Linked DNA regions of Homo sapiens: all the other regions are linked to region 1. Evidence: chromatin contacts called from ENCODE Hi-C or POLR2A ChIA-PET data. All regions are on one chromosome and are shown on one strand. Each heading gives the region's core, a stretch centred on a gene start or an enhancer-like site at or near the end of the contact. The rest is flanking DNA. Distances are from core to core; before and after follow the strand shown. Region 1 holds the start of FGF9 (fibroblast growth factor 9). Region 2 has its middle 25 kb from the start of LINC01072. Region 3 overlaps CRYL1 (crystallin lambda 1). Region 4 holds the start of IFT88 (intraflagellar transport 88).

Evidence for each region. Hi-C counts contacts between places; a loop is a spot of excess contacts on that map. ChIA-PET counts read pairs that join two places held with the same protein, here RNA polymerase II (POLR2A). Pooled maps may share reads with other maps.
Region 2: a pooled map shows a loop between it and region 1 (7-fold over the local background). The contact joins the enhancer-like site here to the promoter of FGF9 in region 1. A Hi-C loop is called at or near these places in 5 of 50 pooled maps. POLR2A ChIA-PET finds 5 or more read pairs at or near these places in 2 of 52 experiments (activated naive CD8-positive, alpha-beta T cell and common myeloid progenitor, CD34-positive).
Region 3: a map of naive thymus-derived CD4-positive, alpha-beta T cell shows a loop between it and region 1 (17-fold over the local background). The contact joins the enhancer-like site here to the promoter of FGF9 in region 1. A Hi-C loop is called at or near these places in 1 of 168 maps with a recorded cell type or tissue (naive thymus-derived CD4-positive, alpha-beta T cell) and 4 of 50 pooled maps. POLR2A ChIA-PET finds 5 or more read pairs at or near these places in 1 of 52 experiments (activated T-cell).
Region 4: a loop to region 1 is called in a map of CD8-positive, alpha-beta T cell, with 33 times the contacts of the local background. The contact joins the promoter of IFT88 here to the promoter of FGF9 in region 1. A Hi-C loop is called at or near these places in 2 of 168 maps with a recorded cell type or tissue (CD8-positive, alpha-beta T cell and naive thymus-derived CD4-positive, alpha-beta T cell) and 9 of 50 pooled maps. POLR2A ChIA-PET finds 5 or more read pairs at or near these places in 1 of 52 experiments (activated T-cell).

The regions. Positions count from the first base shown.
Region 1 is chr13:21,669,263-21,672,823 of GRCh38, forward strand. FGF9 (fibroblast growth factor 9) reads left to right here and starts at 1,811. Exons shown (of 3, transcript NM_002010.3): 1 at 1,811-2,927. The coding sequence starts at 2,651. RefSeq lists silencers at 629-888, 1,669-1,718, 1,739-1,798.
Region 2 is chr13:20,126,123-20,129,683 of GRCh38, forward strand. No RefSeq gene overlaps it. Among named protein-coding and RNA genes, the nearest start is that of LINC01072, 25 kb to the left of the region's middle. RefSeq lists an enhancer at 1,503-1,552 and a silencer at 2,003-2,222. Within about 2 kb of position 1,594, at least 27 of the 41 ENCODE cell types and tissues checked have a DNase peak (open chromatin) inside an H3K27ac peak, as active enhancers do.
Region 3 is chr13:20,474,682-20,478,242 of GRCh38, forward strand. All of the region lies in intron 3 of CRYL1 (crystallin lambda 1), which reads right to left. Among named protein-coding and RNA genes, the nearest start is that of MIR4499, 43 kb to the left of the region's middle. RefSeq lists enhancers at 1,425-1,624, 1,695-1,744. Within about 2 kb of position 1,895, at least 9 of the 41 ENCODE cell types and tissues checked have a DNase peak (open chromatin) inside an H3K27ac peak, as active enhancers do.
Region 4 is chr13:20,565,303-20,568,863 of GRCh38, forward strand. IFT88 (intraflagellar transport 88) reads left to right here and starts at 1,855. Exons shown (of 26, transcript NM_006531.5): 1 at 1,855-1,954. LOC105370103 (a long non-coding RNA gene) reads right to left here and starts at 1,727. Exons shown (of 6, transcript XR_941725.3): 1 at 1,374-1,727; 2 at 199-248. RefSeq lists silencers at 1,555-1,964, 2,060-2,248.

The sequences.
Region 1 (3,561 bases), core at 561-3,060:
TTAACGTTAAAGCCCGCTCTGTACCACCGCGGATGTGACTGCTGTAAATACCACGGGGCAGGGCTCTCATGCTTCAGAAACACGTAAGCAAGACGCACCGAGCCAGCCCCGGACACCCAATGACCCTGGACTGCGGCAAAGGGGGGGTGGGAAAGGAAGAGGGGAGGACCACTCGCTCTTCTCTCCTTCCTCCTCGCCCGGGCCGGAGCACGCCTTCCTCCCCGGAGGGCAGGGGAAGGTCGCTCCAGGTCGCTGGCACCTCCAGCGCCCCCGAAATCTGCAAATTCATCGCTCCCTTTCGTCTTCAGGCGAAGCCCTCCCGTCCGGAGTAGGGCCAGCCCCAGTTATGCATCTCCAGCCTTTAGCTGACTACTAAGGCGGATCCGACTTCTCCCCCATAACCAGGTTTTGATTCGCTTCCCCACCGCAGGGGTTCAGTCTCTGCTTTCGACTTTGCTTCTCAGTTGCACGCCCCGCAGTGTGGAGCTGCGCTCAAGTCTCGGCAACTTTCACCATCTTGACCCGAGAGTCGGGCCGTTTCTAAGACAATGTGAACAAAGAGGAGCAGGGGGAGGGAAGGGGGGCCCCGCGGGAGGGCTGTGGGCGAGTGTGTGTGTGTGTGTGTGTGTGTGTGTGTGTGTGTGTGTGTTGGGGGGCGCCGCGCTCCGCGCCCGCCGCCACTGGGGATCCGGGCGCAGGCAGGCTGTCCCGGGCGCAGAGCGCGCCGCCTCCAGTCTCTCTGGCGGGCCCGGCCCGGCAGGGCCCCTGGCGGCCCCCGGAGGCGGGTTTCTTTGTCCCTGACTCCCGCTGGGCGCGAAGGCCGCCGGCGGCTAACAGAAACCCGAGCCCGCGCAACGGAGCTCAGGCTTCCACGTGCGGCCCCGCAGGGCAGAGCAGGAAGGAGCGGCTGCAGCCCCGGGGCGCCCCGCAAGCATCCAGTGCCCGGCCCTCCCAGCTCCGCGGCGGGCTTCGGACGGTGGAGTGAGACACCAGAACTCGCCTTTCGCTTCCCCGAGCCGATGCACGGCTTGGGATGGCGCCGCTCGTCCTAAGCAGCGTGGTTTGAGGGCGAGAAGACGCCTACTGGAGCGCTCCCCTCCACCCAGACTCCCGAAGACGCGCGCCCGAGTCGAAGTCGGGGACAGAGAAGGTTCTCTGGCGCCCCCCTGCCGACTGCTTTGCGGCCGCCGGGACCCGAGCAGCGGGGCGGGACCTAAACATAGCCCCAACCCAAAGATGCCCAGCAGAACGCTCCAAACAAAACAGAAACGGTGGCCGCATCTGCGTGTGTGTGTGTGTGTGTGTGTGTGACGGGGGAGAGGAGTTGATCTTACCTGAAACATAGTTTGCGCTTCTGTGTGTGTGGCCGAAGAATGGAAGAGAAACTGCCATGGCCATCCGAGTCCATTAAATCAACTCCCCTTCCCTCCGACTCTCTCAACTCAGTCATATTCTATAATACAACGCAAGGTTACAGAGCCCCAGTGAAAACTAGTTTCCCAGTTTCACTCTGACCCTCCATCAATGTAGCCAGCCAGCTAGATTGTAGGTTACCGGCTTCTATTCTGCAGGAGAACTTTGAGTCTCGGGAGACTCAGGGTTTCTTCCTCCCGCCTCTCGCAGTGCATCTTTCATTTGCTTTTCTTTGTAAAGCCAGGGCTCCTCGACTGCCTCCCAGGAAGTCCTGCGCTCTGGCGCGCCGCACCTCGCCTGCCGCAGAGCGGCGCGGGCAGTAAGCCGGGCGCTAGGACCGCGGGGAGCCCGGGCTGCGGCGGCGCTACCTTAAACCCAGCCCAATGCCGCTGCCTGCGCCACTCTGCGCGCCGGCGGGGGCTGCGCAGGAGGAGCGCTCCGCCCGGCTACAACGCTCCGCGAGCCGGCGCGGCAACACCTGTTCGCGGCAGCCTGGGCGGCACGCGAGCTCCCGGACGCGGCTCTCCTCGCTCGCCGCTCGCCACCCGTTCTAAGCCAATGGACATCTGCCGAGCCTCTGGAGAATCCTGGATACTAGCTTTGGACGCCTAAAGTTTCTTCTTCTTTTTGTTTTATTATTATTATCATTTTTTGGAGGGGGGACCGGGAGGGGAGATTTGTCGCCGCCACCAACGTGAGATTTTTTTTTCCCCTTGAAGGATTCATGCTGATGTCTGCAGAGTCGGTTAGAGAGTAAAAACAGCGCATGCCTTCCTGGAGTCAGGATCCGTAAATTCTGACGTAGCCCGTGCATCTTAAAAATCCCTATAATAACGCCTAGGCATTTAAGTTGCTATGGTCATTCTGATCTCAAACCAAATGGAGAAACTACGGATTTTTTTTCCTTATTACGGTCGGATGGGATGAAGACCTTCCTGCCTGCTAAGAGCTGGGGATCTATCTATAGAGATACATAGATATGTTTATCAATATGTCAGTGTGTGAGTATAAAGTGGTGGTTTCTTAGACTATCAGTGGTTTGACCTTGAACCTGTGCCAGTGAAACAGCAGATTACTTTTATTTATGCATTTAATGGATTGAAGAAAAGAACCTTTTTTTTCTCTCTCTCTCTGCAACTGCAGTAAGGGAGGGGAGTTGGATATACCTCGCCTAATATCTCCTGGGTTGACACCATCATTATTGTTTATTCTTGTGCTCCAAAAGCCGAGTCCTCTGATGGCTCCCTTAGGTGAAGTTGGGAACTATTTCGGTGTGCAGGATGCGGTACCGTTTGGGAATGTGCCCGTGTTGCCGGTGGACAGCCCGGTTTTGTTAAGTGACCACCTGGGTCAGTCCGAAGCAGGGGGGCTCCCCAGGGGACCCGCAGTCACGGACTTGGATCATTTAAAGGGGATTCTCAGGCGGAGGCAGCTATACTGCAGGACTGGATTTCACTTAGAAATCTTCCCCAATGGTACTATCCAGGGAACCAGGAAAGACCACAGCCGATTTGGTAGGTATACCATTAACCCTTTAGTGTCCATGAGATGACATGTTGAAATTATAACTACCAAGAAGGTGGTGGCCGGGTGGGGGACGTGGGAAGGGTTCTCCCCTCCTCCCCTCTTTCTCTGTATCTCTGTCTCTCTCTCTCTCTGTCTTGCCAGCTCCGAAAAAAAAATGCCTCCGGAATTGCAGATCTGCTGCTGGCACTGATGCAAGTATACACTGAAAGGCCCCCTACTTTTAATTTAAAGGGGGGCATAATTTATAAATATAATACAAGTTTCCAGTTCTTTTGCATCAGATACACGGGTTTAGGAAGTTTCTTTTGAATGGACTGATTGCACGAGTTTAAAGCTTTAATCATTAACTACTAAGAACTTAATGCAGTTTCTTGAAGGCAGTGGGTATCTTGTGCCCAAATTAAGGTTTTTTTCCTTTCCCCCTTTCCTCTAGTAAGTATACTACTTGAATTGTATATTAAGTGCATTGTTTATTCTCCCCTGTGAGGGTCTGAAAGCCCCATAGGCGAAGGTTGCTGACGGATTGTCCTGTTGGGAGGACTAAAGTCATATTTTAGGCTCCGTGAAAAGCAGGGGCAGAGGCTTGGGGGAAAATGACTTGGGAAGAGGCAGGGCGCTCAG
Region 2 (3,561 bases), core at 344-2,843, 1.5 Mb before region 1:
TATCATGCACCCCTTGGTGTGATGCACTGAGAAGGGCACACTTCATTTCTGTGGTCATCTTGCCAAAAATGTCAGACGACCAACCACCTAAAAAGGAAGCAGTTAAGTAACTTTGGGAATTATCTAGGTTGCAGGTATATTCGTGCCTGTCTTTGCCTTGTAAATAATGGACATTATTGGCTGTCATTTTTGTTTGTTTGTTTGTTTGTTTGAGATGGAGTCTCCCTCTGCTACCCAGGCTGGAGTGCAGTGGCACGAGCTCAGCTCACTGCAACCTCTGCCTCCCAGGTTCAAGTGATTCTCCTGCCTCAGCCTCCCATGTAGCTGGGATTACAGGCACCTGCCACTACTCCCAGCTAATTTTTTTTTTTTTTTTTTGTATTTTTAGTAGAGATGGGGTTTCACCATGTTAGCCAGGCTGGTCTCAAACTCCTGACCTCACATGATCCATCCGCCTCGTCCTCCCAAAGTGCTGGGGTTACAGGCGTGAGCCACTGTGCCTGGCCCCAGGAATCTATTTTTAACAAGGCCTCCAAGTGACTCTTGGGTAAGCTAAAATTAGAGAAGCAGTAGGCTACTATGAAACGGAGCCTCTAGTTTTAGGAAGTGCTCAGCTCACACAAACGTGGGTAGCATCGTTGCTCAGCGTCATCTCTTTGGACTGCAATCCCCTCCCAGTGATCCTGGATTTCTGGATGCGGCTGTTTTCAAAGCGCAGGGTATTTTCAGCAGGATCTCACCATAGTGGGCCCCACCATGCCCAGGCTGAGAGCTCTGCCTGCTCTGTTAGTGAGGAGGTAGGGGTGCCGACCCGCCTTTCTGACCCTACCCCCTCCCTTCTCTCCTCTCACCCCCCTCCTCTACCTCTCACCACACCCAAACCTCCTTTCTTGATGGCAAGCATCGCTTCTGTACCCCTGCGGCTCCCTTGGCTCTAGTGTTAGTCACAGCTTAGTGGAGGAGCTGTGGGCTTGCATCTGAGGACCTGGGCTTCAGCTGGGGGTCTGCCATTTACCAACCGTGCTTATTAACCCACAGTCCTTCCCGGAGCCACTGCTTATGTTTTCTGCATCCTGGTGTGACCTCAAGCAAGTCTTTAGGCCACGTTTTTTCCTTCAGACCAAAGCTTTTTTTATTTTTTATTTATTTTCTTTCTTTCTTTTTTTTTTTTTTTTTTTAGACAGGGTCTCCTTCTGTTGCCCAGGCTGGAGTGCAGTGGCGCCATCATAGCTCACTGCAGCCTCCACACCCCCCACCCTCCTCACCCTCACTAGTAGTTGGGACTACCTACAGGCGTTGCATCACCATGCCCGGCTAATTTTTTTTTAAACTTGTTTTGGAGGCGGGGTCTCACTGTGTTTCTCAGGCTGATCTTGAACTTTTGCACTCAAGTGATCCTAACACTTCGGCCTCCCAAAGTGCTGGGATTATAGGCGTGAGCCATGTGCAGGACCTGGACCAAGTCTTGATTCTCTCTGGTTCCTCCCAACTGAAACATCAGGATGCCGCCCCGGGTGTCCATGGGGCTGGGGAAGTTGCTGAGCAACCTTGCCCTGCGAGAGCGAAGGCGGGCGTGTCCCTCGGGGGCGTACCCCGAGTGGGCAGCAGGGCCAGCCCGCGCGTCCCTCAGGGTCAATGCTGGGGCCCTGAGGGTGAGGTCAGCTGTGAGGTGAGGTCTGGTGGCCGAGGGGAGGTGCCCAGCGTGCGCGTCCGCATCCGGCGGGCGACAGAGCAGCCCCGGAACAGGAGCTTCCCGGCACCGGCCGTGGCGTGGCGCCCTCCGCTGGGCCGTTCTCCCCCGCAGCCGCTAAGTCAGCATCGCCTACTTTCCCACTCTCGAGTTTGCCCCTCTTTGCTGCCCGGCAGCTGGGTGTCCCATGTCCCCTGCCCGCCAGTGTGCGACCGCGGCCTCCCGCGGGGCGGTGACGGCCCCTCTCCTTCAGCCTGACCGCCGCCAGCTCCCTCGGCGTGTCCGGGGTGGCCAGGCCTTGTTTAGAGTAGCTCCAGCGTTTGAATCGCGCAGGCACAAGAAGGCCGTCTCCTCACCGCGGGCCAGCGGGGCCGGCCAGGGCCCGGGCGGAGGGGGAGCCCGGGTTCCGCGGTCGGGTTGTGGGGCCGGCGCTGACCTCACCGCATGGGCCCCTGCGGCCGCCGTGGCTTCTCACGCGGCCTGACTTTGGACTCGAGTGCAGGCTCTTAGCTGAATCTCTGTGTAGACAGGGTGGGTGGGACTCCGCCCTGGGGTGGCGCTGGGGGCTCGGGTCTCCCGCCGCAGGCCTGTCAGCGGGGCGCTTCCCGTCGATTCCAGGAGCGCCCGCGTCTCTGCTCAGCGCCACGAGTCCAAGCGTGGGGGAGGACGAGACTTTCAAGGCGGGGGGTGACAGTGCCATCCAGCCCAGAATACCCACCCCCAGTGGCGGGCTGCCGTGCCCAGGCCCTGATCCCTGCCCCTGCAAACATCACTTTCTATCGCCCACGGGGCTCTGCAGATGTGGCCAGGCTAAGGGTCCAGAGTTAGGGAGATTGTCCTGGATGATCCGGGCGGACCCTAAATGTCATCAAAGTGTCCTCGTAGGAGAGGGAGAGGAGGCGACCGTGGGGGCAGAGGCTGGAGGACCGCGGCGCCCGGGACCTGCCCGCACCTGACTGCAGCCAGGTGGCGCCGATTCCGGACGCCCAGAACTCTGTGGGAATGCAGCTGTACTGTGCGGCGTGTAAACCACCGCATCTGTGGGATTTTGTTAAAGCAGCCACGGGACCACTCCACCCCCTCCAGCTGTGGTCCTTTACCCGGCGGCGGCCACCTGGCAGCAGCCCGGTTCCCCATCCTGCGGGGTTCCTCCCGCCCGCAGACCGGCTCGGCCATAAAAACCTTGCTGAGAATCAAAGAGAGAGAAATATATGGAACGGAAGAGTCGACGATTTTGTGTAAAGTTTAGGGTTTGTATTCATCGATATATATTTACATATATGCACACGCAAATATGTATGTTTCCTTTGAACTCAACTTTATTGGCACAAAATTTACATATAACAATATAGATTTATTTTAATGATGCAGTTTAGTGAATTTTGAAAAACCTCCATACCTGTGCAGCCGCCACCATCGCGGTGGTGAGGACGGAGGCGGCTCTGGAGCTTACCCCTGGAGTGCGTGTGGTTAGAGAAGCCTTGAGACTCGGGCTCCCATCGGTGATGCTAAGTTTTCATTTTTCTTAAGAAAAATGTTCTTCCGGCCGGGCGCGGTGGCTCATACCTGTAATCCCAGCACTTTGGGAGGCCGAGGCTGGCGGGTCACGAGGTCAGGAGTTCGAGACCAGTCTGACCAACATGGTGAAACCCCGTCTCTACTAAAAATACAAAAATTAGCCGGGTGTGGTGGCGGGCGCCTGTAATCCCAGCTACTCTGGAGGCTGAGGCAGGAGAATCGCTTGAACCCGGGAGGCAGAGGTTGCAGTGAGCCGAGATTGCGCCATTGCACTCCAGTCTGGGGGACAAGAGCGAGACTCCGTCTCAAAAAACAAACAAACAAACAAAAAACAAACAAAAGTTCTTCATTTC
Region 3 (3,561 bases), core at 645-3,144, 1.2 Mb before region 1:
CTCACACTCAGAGTGCTCCTGGCTCAGCTGTGTCCAGGGGGACACACACAACCTTCCTCTCCCCTCCCAGGGCCCTCAGCCAATGACCAGCCCAGAAAGGTTTGCTGGAGAAACCGTCACCTGCCTGGACTTGCCCCAGCCTCCTTTACTTTCAGTAAAGGGAAGGAGACCATTTGGCCTTAACAATCTTGACCTCCTCAACTCTGGATCTTGTGATTCAGCTCCCAAAGTCTCAGGGACAAGGCTCCCCTGCCTCAGGGTCAAGCAAGCTCCGAACTCTTGGTCCATCCACTCTAGCTTCTAACAGCCCAGCATCTGGACCCGTGCGCAGCCTCCTTCACCCTCCAACACCCGGAACACAGGGCAGCAAAGTCCTCTCGCGATGTCCATTGCCCAGAGTGGCGAGTCAGAAGTCAGCCTCACAGACAGGATGGCCATCACCAGGCTACAGGGACAGGGAAGGAGCAGACAACTGGACAGGGAGGAGGGAGCCATCCGCCACCTCAGGAGCACCGGGAAGAGGGCCTCCCCGCATTCCCAGACCCCATCACACCCCGTGTCTCTCCCTCCCTGGCAGGGGTGGCAGGCATGCAGGTTCCAGCTGGAGTCCAAGCGACCTGGCCCAAAGGCTGATTCCACCTTTGGGCTCTGGGGTGAGATCTTTATCCTGTCATTTCTAAACAGATAATCCATTCAGTCATCAACAAATGTTTATTAAGTTCCTGCCTCATGCCAGGCACTGTTTTAGGTACTGGAAAAACAGCAGTAGATAAAGCAATCAAAAATATTCCTGAGGTGTGCAGGCAAAAATGATTGGGGGTGGAGAGTGGGTATGGCATGGAATAAATACTAGCACCCACTTTACGGGGGTGTCGTGAGGACTGAAGTGGGTCATTTTGTGTTAAGAGTGTGGCACAGGACCTGGTCCATGGTAAGGGATGGATGCACAGTAGTTCCCATTAGCTGCGGGTCATAGGCCAAGACTAAAGAAGAGCCATATCAGCCTCAGGAGGCCTTGGGAACAGAGGGGAATCACCTGATGCTGTGCAACTGGCTCTGGCCAGGCTCAGAGAAACCAGGGACCCTTTCAGCGGAAGATTCCCACCCACCACCTACCAACTAGGATGGCAAGATAGCAAGTGCCTTCAAACGCGAGCAAAGCAAGAAGCAAAAGGCCGCAGGACGAGTCCCGGTGACATATCCACAAATCACAGGCAGAGAGCCTGTTAAAGGAAGGCTGTGTAAGTGTACTCAGTCAGTGGAAAGTGGACTTGCTCCAGGAAGGCCACAGCCTCATCCTGGCCTGTGTCACCTGCCCCACGCACACGGCAGTTCCGGGGCAGGTCCTGCGCACGCGGCAGGAAGGAAGGAAACCACAGTAGGTCTCTCAGAGGAAACCACAGTAGCAGCCTCCTCTGCCAAAACAACAGAAATAGCTACTCCAGTGTCCCAGGTGTCTTCCCACACACAAATGTGCAATGCGATACTTGCTGAACGCCAGGGCCTCTGAAAGGCAGGAAGGTAATTAGCTGGGAGTGGTGGCATGTGCCTATAATCCCAGCTACCAGGAGGCTGAGGCAAGAGAATCACTGGAACCCGGGAGGCAGAGGCTGCAGTGAGCCAAGATCGCGCCACTGCACTACAGCCTGGGTGACAGAGCAAAACTCCATCTCAAAAAAAAAAAAAAAAAGGAAAAACGAAAGGCAGGAAGGTCTCTGCTGGGCAGCAGGGACTGATACAGGTCAACCAGACCCATAAGAGGTGAAAGGCCGCCCCTTGAAAGAAACCTTTTGATTTCCCCCAGTGGTTCAAACAGACTTACTGGGCAACAAGTCTTTGAATATTGACTTTCAAATGAAAATAAACACAGCAAGGCAGCTCTGCGTCAGCAGATATGCTCCCAGCGTGCTGATACCGCTAGGTGAGCAGCAGGGAGCCCAAGCCGGAAGAAAAACATGCAGCAGGGCCAGCACCGAGTTCTGCAGGTGTCCCTTACTTTTCATTAACATGAAGCTCCCAGATTCCCGCTTATGCCTCATACCTCTTAAAAACGCAGGCTCAGCAGGGCGAGGTAGCTTATGCCTGCAATTCCAGCACTTTGGGAGGCCAAGCTGGAGGATTGTTTAGGCCCAGGAGTTCAAGACCAGCTTGGACAACACAGTGAGACCTCGACTCTACTAAAAAATTACCTGGGTGTAGGCCGGGTGCGGTGGCTCACGCCTGTAATCCCAGCACTTTGGGAGGCCGAGGCGAGTGGATCACGAGGTCAGGAGATCGAGACCATCCTGGCTAACATGGTGAAAGCCCGTCTCTACGAAAAATACAAAAAATTAGCCGGGCGTGGTGGCGGGCGCCTGTAGTCCCAGCTACTCGGGAGGCTGAGGCAGGAGAATGGCATGAACCCGGGAGGCAGAGCTTGCAGTGAGCCAAGATCGTGCCACCGCGCTCCAGCCTGGGCGACAGAGCGGGACTCCGTCTCAAAAACAGCAACAAATAATTACCTGGGTGTGGTGACACATGCCTGTAGTCCTAGCTACTCGGGAGACTGAGGTGGGAGGATCGCTTGAGCCCAGGAGTTCAAGACGTCAGTGAGCTATGATCACACAGCTACATTCCAACCTGGGCAGCAGAGCAAGACCTTGACTCTAAAAATCTTAAGTAATTAATTTATATATATATATAATATTTGTATAAACTAGGCACTGTTTTAGGTGTTGGAGAAATAGCAGTAGGTAAAACAATCAAAAATATTCCTGAGGTGTGCAGGCAACAATGATTGGGGTTGGAGAGCGGGCATGGCATGGAATAAATACTAGCACCCACTTTACATGGGCGTCCTGAGGACTGAAGTGGGTCATTTTGCATAAAATGGGCGGCACAGGACCTGGCCCATAGTAAGAGATTGACACACAGTAGGTATATATACAGGCAGGCTCCATGGTGTATTTAATATTACATATTATCATTTAATAATGTTTAAAATTAAATATATAAAAATATTTTTAAAAATATATTAAAAATATATATAATAAATTTTAAAAAATTATTTTTATATTATATATTATTTTGTATACTAGATAATATATAATTGTATAATAGATAATATATAATATTCCATTATGTATTCTATTATATATTATACTAAAATATAATATACTATAGTATATAGATAGTATAATATATATTATATGATAATATATAATACTATACTATAAATACTACCATATGTATTATAGTATATATTACAGTATATTATATATTATCATTTTATAATATATATATTACGTAGTTATATATATATATATGTATATAAAAATATATATGGGCAGGCTCCATGGTGTATTCTGTGTAGCACACAGTATCCAACAGTCTTCATAAATAACCATCTCCCATTGCTAACAGCAGAAAGTAAAATACTCTAGAAAAAATGACTAGAAGCAAATATTATAGTTGCTAAAGTGTTTACTAGTTTCCAAGCATTAAATATGTATGCCATGACCACTTTTGAATGGGCTTATCATGTTTTTAACCTAGTGATAAGATCAAAAAGTATTTTCTTAG
Region 4 (3,561 bases), core at 605-3,104, 1.1 Mb before region 1:
TCATTCCGATTTCCTGCTCTGCCATAACTATTTTTCCCACCAAACCACTTACCCGGTCACTCTCTTTAAATTAGTCAATCAGAATTAGTTTAGCCTGTGCCGTCTAACCTTAGCCAACAGGGGAAGGACACAGCAGCAGGTGCCACAAGCGTCAGGAATAAAAACCCCTTCGCCTCCCTTGTCCAGGTGTGTGCTCACCATTGCTCCATCTGTGAGGGCGCACCCTTCTATAGAAGTAAATTGCCTTGCTGAGAAGGAAAAAAGAAAATTTTATAGTTGAGTGCTATTTCTTTTGCGGCACCAAAACTTTATTTATAATGCTGGCAAGCCTAAAATTTGTAGGTCAAGTTAGAGACCCAGGAAAGAGCTGAAGGCAGTCTGGGGGCAGGATTCCTTCTTCCTCAGAGGACCTTAGTCTTTTCTCTTATGACCTTCCCTTGACGGGATGAGGCCAACCCACCTTGTGGAGGACCAACTGCTTTACTCAAGTCTAATTTAACTGTTAATCACATCTTAAAAAATACCAGCTATCATAGTACTCCAGAACAAAGGCAGTCAGTGTCTCTGCTCACAAAACACGGGAAAGTGCAGGTGACCCATGGAGAATTGTCCCCCAACACTATGTTTTTTCTTTTTTTGGATGGAGTTTCGCTCTTGTCACCCAGGCTGGAGTGCAATACCACCATCTTGGCTCACTGCAACCTCTACCTCCTGGGTTCAAGAGATTCTCCTGCCTTAGCCTCCTGAGTAGCTGGGATTTATTACAGGCGCCTGCCACCTCGCCGGGCTAATTTTTGTATTTTTAGTAGAGACAGGGTTTCACCACGTTGGCCAGGCTGGTCTCCAACTCCTCACCTCAGGTGATCCGCCAGCCTCAGCCTCCCAAAGTGCTGGGATTATAGGCATGAGCCACTGCGCCCGGCCAACACTACTTATTTTATAAAAACTCATTAATTACTGGTGTCTTTAGACTCCCTCTGTCCCTCCCCTCCATCCCCAACATTTACTTTTAAAATTTAAGACAAAACTTAAACATTAAACAATTATGAATTTAATTCCCCCATTTATATTACATTGATTAAGCTTTACACTATGACCCAGGTTCTAGGTGGTTGGGACACAATGGTTCAATCCCTGTCTAGTAAATAAAACGGACACCTTAAGCGCTACAATCAAGGTGCGCACGGGGTGCTACAGAACAATACGCAGACAGGAGGAGGTGGGGGGAAAGGTGAGACTTCCCAGGCAGGTGTCATCCCAGAATAACTTTTACACAGGGTGACTAAGCGAGTTAGTGACTGCGCGGAAAACGGGCTTCCAAGGTTCACAAGGCTCGTGCTGCGGCTCCGGGAGTTATGTCACAGTAAGCTTACTATCATCCTTTGGGCATCTGCTTTACGGATGAGTTCATCAGGATTTAAAGGATCTTGGTTCCATATCCTTCCCCTTCCTCACAGAGGCCGCCAGCCCGGAGCCCCTCTAGGCCCTCCTCCCTCCTGCATCTACTGGCCGCGAGCCTTTCCCTCCCCGCCCCCTTCACACAGGCCGCCCCCAGCCTCCCAACCCCCCGGTTCCGTTCCACGGGAGGCCCCGGCCTCCCTGCCCTCTCCTCCACCGTTCTACCCGCATCGCCCGGCTTCCCGCAAGCCGCTGGCACCGTCCCCTCAACACCCTCCGCCCACCGCCACTCCCTTCCACTGAGGGGGACCGGGCTGCCTTCTCTCTGACCCGCCGTTCTCCGCCCCCACCCACTTCCCCAGGCCTCCCGCACCACCCCCTTCCCGCCGCGCTCTCTCCCGCCCCCGCGCTTCCGGCCCCGCCCGCCCCCGCGCGGAGGACTGTGGGAGCGGCTTCCTTGGATTCCGCGCTTGGCAACGGCTCGGCGTCGCGCTTTGGCCAACCGCTGCGTCGTCCCTGGGCCCGAATAACTGTCGCCCGCTTCCCTCAGCGTGAGGTAGGAGAAGGGCGCTGGGGCCTAGTGCCTCAGGGCCCCTGGCAGCCGTGCCCCTGCGGCGTCCTGTGTGGCGCATCCCGCCGAGGGCCTCTTCGCCCGTCTCCTGCCCGCCCCTGTCGGCCCCGGGGCGGTCTGAGGCGGGGCCCCAGATGGACTCGGCCTGCCCCTGCTTTTCTTCCTCAGGCTCCCGAGTTGTCTACTCAGAAACGCGGGCGTTGTTTCTCACATCGGTGTCCCCAGCTCACAGGCTTTTCTTGCTCCTCTGAACTGGGACGGGCGTCGCTGACCGCTTGGCGATGTCCCAAGTCCCAGTCACGCCTGACGGGGAAACTTAAAACCCAGTTAGATTACTGCGCCAGCTCTGGAATCGCACAGCAGAGATGGTGCACATCGCTCTTTAATTTTCTTGTTAGGTGAAGCACTTCAAATTGCCTGATGAAAGTTGAATCAGGAATGAAGATAAAAGTACACAACAATGCAGAAAGCGGTACTTAGCCTCACAAAGATGGAAACATTCCAAAAACGTGAAGTACTGTTGTCCCAAGATTCTTTCTAAGCCTAAAATTACACTTTTACTAGTCCGATTTTCTGGTTGTGAGTTTTTTTTGTTTGTTTTTTTTTTTTCGAGAAACTGCAGTAGGCTTCTTGGAAGTAGACCAAGGGTGTCCAATCTTTGGCTTCCCTGGGCCACATCGGAAGAAGAATTGTCTTGGGCCACACATGAAATTCACAAACACTAAGGTAGCCGATGAGCTTTAAAAAAAATCGCAAAAAAGAATCTCATAATGCTTCCAGAAAGTTTACGAATTTGTGTTGGGCCACATTCAAAGCCGTCCTGTGCCACGTGCGGGCCGGGGTTGGAAAAGCTTGAAGTAGACTGTCCATAGTCAGTAGAAGAGTATTAAAAAACATACCTTTCACTTAAAAAAAAAAAAGGTTTTGCCAGCATTTGATTTATATTAAACATAGGTGGCATCATCCCCAGATTATTTCAACATGGAAAAGTTTGTTACATGTATAAGCTGCTTTGGAAATTGCCTGGAGAATCCAGAAACCCTGGGTTGTATAACAACAGTTGTTCTGCCACCCATAGCTATTAGCCATGCTTGATTCCCTTCAACTTTCCTGGCCTCACTTTCCACATCTTTTAATATTTGTATGTTCCACAAGATGTCTATTCAACTAAAGTCTCAAGTCAAACCTTTTAAAAATCTGGTTACAACCTAGCAGAAAGGATTTCTCATTCTAAAAGTTGCTTCCTTCTATAACTTATGTGTCAACTAAGCTGACTTAAATAGGGTTCATAATCAGAAATTATGGTTCAGAATAGTGGTTCTCAAAGTGGTCCCCAGACCAGTAGCCTCAGCATCACTTGGGTTTAAGAACCACTGGTTTAGTATTATCTGAGCTAAAGCTTTTAATTAAAAATATTTTATATATCTTTTACCAGTGACTTTTAATACCTTTTTTTTTCTTTTTGAGACGGAGTCGCACGCTCTGTTGCCCAGGCTGGAGTGCAGTGGCGGCAATCTCGGTTTACTGCAAGCTCCGCCTCCCGGGTTCATGCCATTCTCCTGCCTCAGCCTCCCGAGTAGCTGGGACTACAG